2 separate regions of the Homo sapiens genome follow, and region 2 is linked to region 1. The links are chromatin loops, found by intact Hi-C in ENCODE. Cell type or tissue: Caco-2. All regions are shown on one strand.

The links. Hi-C counts contacts between places; a loop is a spot of excess contacts. Peaks named below come from ENCODE experiments on the same cell type or tissue, not always from the same donor. Only the 100,000 strongest peaks of a DNase experiment are listed, where the experiment ranks them.
Region 2: it touches region 1 in a loop (2.6-fold over the local background); 2 of 110 quality-filtered maps call a loop at or near these places.

What each region holds. Positions count from the first base shown.
Region 1 is chr20:13,118,545-13,121,044 of GRCh38, reverse strand. The region is part of intron 8 of SPTLC3 (serine palmitoyltransferase long chain base subunit 3); the gene reads right to left. It also overlaps a transcript of TASP1 not described here. Among named protein-coding and RNA genes, the nearest start is that of ISM1, 100 kb to the left of the region's middle. In Caco-2, a CTCF peak has its summit at 1,315 (motif pointing left); a DNase peak (open chromatin) is centred at 1,314.
Region 2 is chr20:13,429,318-13,431,817 of GRCh38, reverse strand. The region is part of intron 12 of TASP1 (taspase 1); the gene reads left to right. Among named protein-coding and RNA genes, the nearest start is that of ISM1-AS1, 190 kb to the right of the region's middle. In Caco-2, no CTCF peak of the experiment used is centred here; a DNase peak (open chromatin) is centred at 937.

The sequences.
Region 1 (2,500 bases):
TCCCATCAGCTTAGGCTTTCCTTCAAAGAAGCCATTCATGGCACGGAGCTCTGACAGGTGGAGAGAAGTAGTGATCTGGAATTTCATCAGGAAGGTCTTGAAAGGACAGACTCCTCCATGTTAGGCTGTTCACTGTGCATCTATAGCGGCTCCAAACCCAAAGTGAGCAAAACAGCAAAACTCTGCTGGCTCTGGACAGACTGTTAGCAGTTTCCTTGAGGTGGAAAGTGGGGATCACAGCCTGGCAGCAACTTCCAATTAGCAGAGGGGAATTTGTAGGACACTTTGTGAGGAAAAGGCTCTGAGATAAAAACAAAACCTCTGTTTCCTCTAGTAGTATCGTCATACTAAACCATTTTTTTCTCCTTGTTTTCAAATGTGTTTCATTACATGTCTCATCTGGTTGCTAATATATAAAACTCTGACCTTGACCCATTCCATAAAGATTTCCAGAACCTCCTAGACACTGTTACTGGGAATGCAGCCCCTCTATACCAATATTAACATCACTTAAAAAGAGAGTTAAGAGCCAGATGTTTTTATCTCTTTTTTCTAGATTTTTGGAGCTAACTGATTATTTTCAAATTTCAGGGTTTACTGAGAACCCTATGAGAACAGTGAAATTGAAATTATACACAGTTTCAGAAAAACAGCAAGTCTGAATGTGTGTACTTTAACTTTTTTTATGTTCAATTTTGTTGCTTTTGTATACATTGGTTTGGAATCCTAGCTATTTTGCAATAATCCCCGAATTTGAGATATACGGGAAGTATCTGGGAGATTATTCATCTGTCTATCAACTATCTATCTACCTATCTATCTGTCTTACAGTACAGTTATCAGAGTTTGAAAACTCTACTCTTAATTATTTAAACATACTAGTAGAAGTAGTTTTTTCAAACAAAAATCTTTAGTATTTGCCGAATCCTAATTTAAACAGACTCAAAGTAAAAATTCTTCACAAAATTATCTGAAGTTCATAGGAATAAAATATATGTTTGACTTGAAATTATACATAATGAAACTTAACATAATTAAAAAGAATTAAAGGTACAAAGGAACGGATACATAAGTTCCATCAAATCATGGGCTCATTAAGCCGAAAGGAAGCCAGTTTACCCAGGTTTATCACAGTCTGACCAAAATCATTCCACACAGGTGTGTATCTGACTGATTTTTAAGTCATCAGGGATACAGGCATTTTCTCAAATGCCCTCCTGCTCACCGCCCAGGTCTTGGAAACAGCCCCTATGTTTTCAAGGTTTTGCATCTTGCTGTTTTAGGGCAGATCTCAGCGTAGGCTAACGAATCTCTGCCAGACACGCTCTAATTCTTGCTGCCATCTAGTGGTAAATTTAGACACTGCAGTGTAACATGAAGGGAAGAGAAGACAGAGAAAGGTGGGGAGGAAAAAGGAGGGAGAGGAGAGGGAATGAACAATGCGACCCTCTGTATCCAAATATGCATAAAATGAGCATTTTAAGAGATAAGAAAATGAACAGATGTACATACTTTTTCTGCATCCCGATTAATGTAAATAATGGTAATTTTCACAATTGCTCAGTATCTATGCCAAATGAATAGAAATTGTGTGGACAAGAACGCCTACATCTTAAAAATACTCTAGCTGACATCAGAATGGAGAGCATGAGAGAGAATCATGGTGAACTGGTGTTTACTTCTGCTAGTCGCGAGCCTTTGTTTAAAGTGGGTATCAAATGAAGCTACTCTAGGGGGAAAAATGTGACATCCACCAAATTTGACAACATTTCAAGAATTGGCTTGCTTCGGTTTATTCAGGTGCCTTTGGTTCAGGAAGTAGAGTTATGCTTCGTTAAAAATTTTGTAGTTCAGAACTGCTGCTAAAGTAATCACAAAACCACAAGCTCACAGAGCAATGTAGCCAGGATCAGGGAGCTCCTAAATTTGAGACCCTCTGCTCCTACTGCTTCGACAGTCTAGGAAGGGAACATTTAACCTTTCACCAGATTTAGCTGAATTTTGTAAGATCCTGGGCTTTCCCAATGGTTTTAGCATTACCCAGCTGATTCCCACAGGCCAGTGAAGAGGGGATGAAAAACAATGCTTTGAGCCCGAAAGAAAGCAGTGCTTATTGAAGGGTAAAGGCCACTTAAAACTCTGAACATTTTAAGCATCTGTGCATTTCATGGCAGGGCCAGTGGCCAGAATTAAATCTGTTGTTTTAAATCATGAGCTTTCAATGAGAGGACTGTTTTCTGCTGCACTTCTTGGTTTGTCTAACTGGTTTACCAGAAGTCTGAACTCTTGTTCCTGTTCATCACAATAGGTAAGAAAGTGGGGATTTTTGTTGATACCACTTGCATGCACTGGTTTTGGGCCTGGTGTGGCATCCTAGGCTGAGCCAACATCACTGTCACATCTGCTCTTTGGGACAGGTGTAGGTTTGTCTGAGATAGGTGTCAGAATTTGGACAAGGCTATCCTCTCATTGTTCAGATAACTGGCTCCTTTATCTCTCA
Region 2 (2,500 bases), 310 kb before region 1:
CAGTTCCACTCCCATGATAACCCATTAATCTATGAAGATATTAATCCATTCATGAGGGCAGAGTCCTTAAGACCTAATCACCTCTTCAGGGTCCCACATCTTAATACTGCCGTATTGGGGAATAGGTTTCAACATGGATTTTGGAGGAAACAAACATTCAGACCCTATAGCATTCGCTTTTCTCCTTTTCTCTTCCTCCTTCACTCTCCTACCTCACCTCAACCTCTGTCAACAATACCATTGTTGTTATGATTATTAACATTTGCCTTCTTATATCTGTACTTATCTCTATAGTTTGATCAGGGATTGATTCTAAATAATGTCAGTAACCAGCATTAACAGCATCAAGATTATAGTATAAATAGTGCTCACTGCATACCCTAGAAGCAGAAGATTGGACCCATAAAGATCAGGGTTTGTCATAAACCTCTGCCTGTAAAAGGGGACTATTTCAGTCATCAAGATCAAGTGGATTCTCCTTTCTATCAGTTGCTCCAAATCAGGCTATAAATTAATTTGCTTCGTGTTTGGACCATGACTTCCCATGACTTTATGACTTTTTCACTGTCATAAGAGTATAACTATAAACTCATGGCTTCTGGAGCTCAGTAATTTCTAGTAACGAGGAAAGCTCAGAAGTCTTTCTTTTCTACACATCCAAATAAAACAATTTCCAAAATTAAAAAAAAAAACTTAACTGCTGTGTATTGTTAATCACTTTTTTGGTCCCAAGAATAATATAATCACACAATCTCCTACTGTAGCCTTTTCTGTGTCCACTTTCTTTTCTCAAAATTGTAAATAATGTTCTCATTACACCACACAAGCAGTTTTCAGTCGAACCTCATTGCCACTTGATGGAGTTTCCTGGAAGCCGTTATGTAGACTTTCCTCTTGACAAATACATTAGTTATCAGAGCTCCAGTGGGCTGCTTCCAAGGTGATATGACTCAAGTAACAGACACTTTTGAGGTTTGCCCTTTGTCTACTGATTCATGAATAGAATCGGAGAATCTCAGGTATGAAGGAACTTTCAAAGTCCACTTGTGTGACCTTGTTACAGGTGCTTTGTCCATAGTTTGTTGAATGCTCCTCCCTTCAAGAGGTGGAACTCAATTTCCCTGCCCTTGACTGTGAGCCAAACACTAGAGACTCGCTTCCAACCAATAAATTTATGGCAGAAGTGAAAGTGTCTGATTTCTGAGACTAGGTCAAAAAGGCATTGTGGCTTCCTCCTTGGGCTCTCTGTTGAATCACTCCCTCTGGGTGAGACCAACTGCCATGTCATGAGGACACTCAAGCAGCACTGTGGGGAAGCCCACTTCGCAAAAAACTGCGACTTCCTCCCAACAGCTGCTTCTGAGGAACCGGGGCTTCCTGCCAACGGCCTCAGAGATCTGAGTGAGCCTTCAGGTGACAGCAGTCTATGGCAACATCTTGACTGAAATCTCATCGGAGAGCCTGCTAAAGAACCACCCAATGAAGCCACCGTGGAATTTCTGACCCACAGAAACTGAGATAATAAGTGTTTGCTGTCTTAAACCACCGCATTTTGAGAGAATTTATTACGTAGCAGTAGATAACTAATAAACTTTTTAAGCCCTTTCGTCTAATGAGCTGTAATGACAAATCAAGATGCTCTGTTGCCATCTTTAGGCAGCTGTTGGGTTTTGGTTTTCATCAGTAGATCCTGATTCTCTTTTTGGGGACCCTCTAGGACAAATATGATGCGTGTCCTTTTACATTGCAGTCTGTAATCAAGTTTCCCTCACCTCCTTAGCCTCCTCACCTCCAGCCTTTCTTCCTCTATTTGTCCCCTCAGTCCCGTCTCCATTATTGCTCCCAGAGTTCTTTCTATATAACAACTCTGCAGCTGGCCCAGAGAACATAGCCATGGGTCCCAAACCAGGGGCAGGAGAGAAGACTTCCCGAAAGAAGAAAGGGCAAAAATGAGAACCTGACCTAGAGAGCCACACCAATCCCAAGATCAGAAGGACACTGTTCAACCCAAGAGTGACATAAGTATATGTAATTAGTTTACTATACGTCTAAGCTAAATGTTGAATCTTCTTATGTATACTAAAATAAAAACAAACATGTATCTCTTACTGTTACTTCAATGCTCTCTACCTTTAATTTTTCAGCAGGCAGCACACACACAGACAGGCACACACACAGACAGACACACACACACACACACACTCACACACACCCTGTGCTGGTGAATTTCCTATAGCACAAATGGGAGCTACCTAACTTGATGGGAAATGGCATCCCCTGATCTGACCTCAGAATATGCTTTCAGTGTTATTTCTGACTAGTCCTTTTTAAAAAAAAAAAATAATTGACAAATAATCGTAATAATTGTATATGTTCATGGAGTTCAACTAGTTTTTCTCTTCATTCATTCTCAATGTCTCAACTCTGGCCACTCCACATCACTTGGTCTTCCAAAGAGTTATTTTTTTCCCGCAATAACTTGCATATGCTCTTGCTGTGC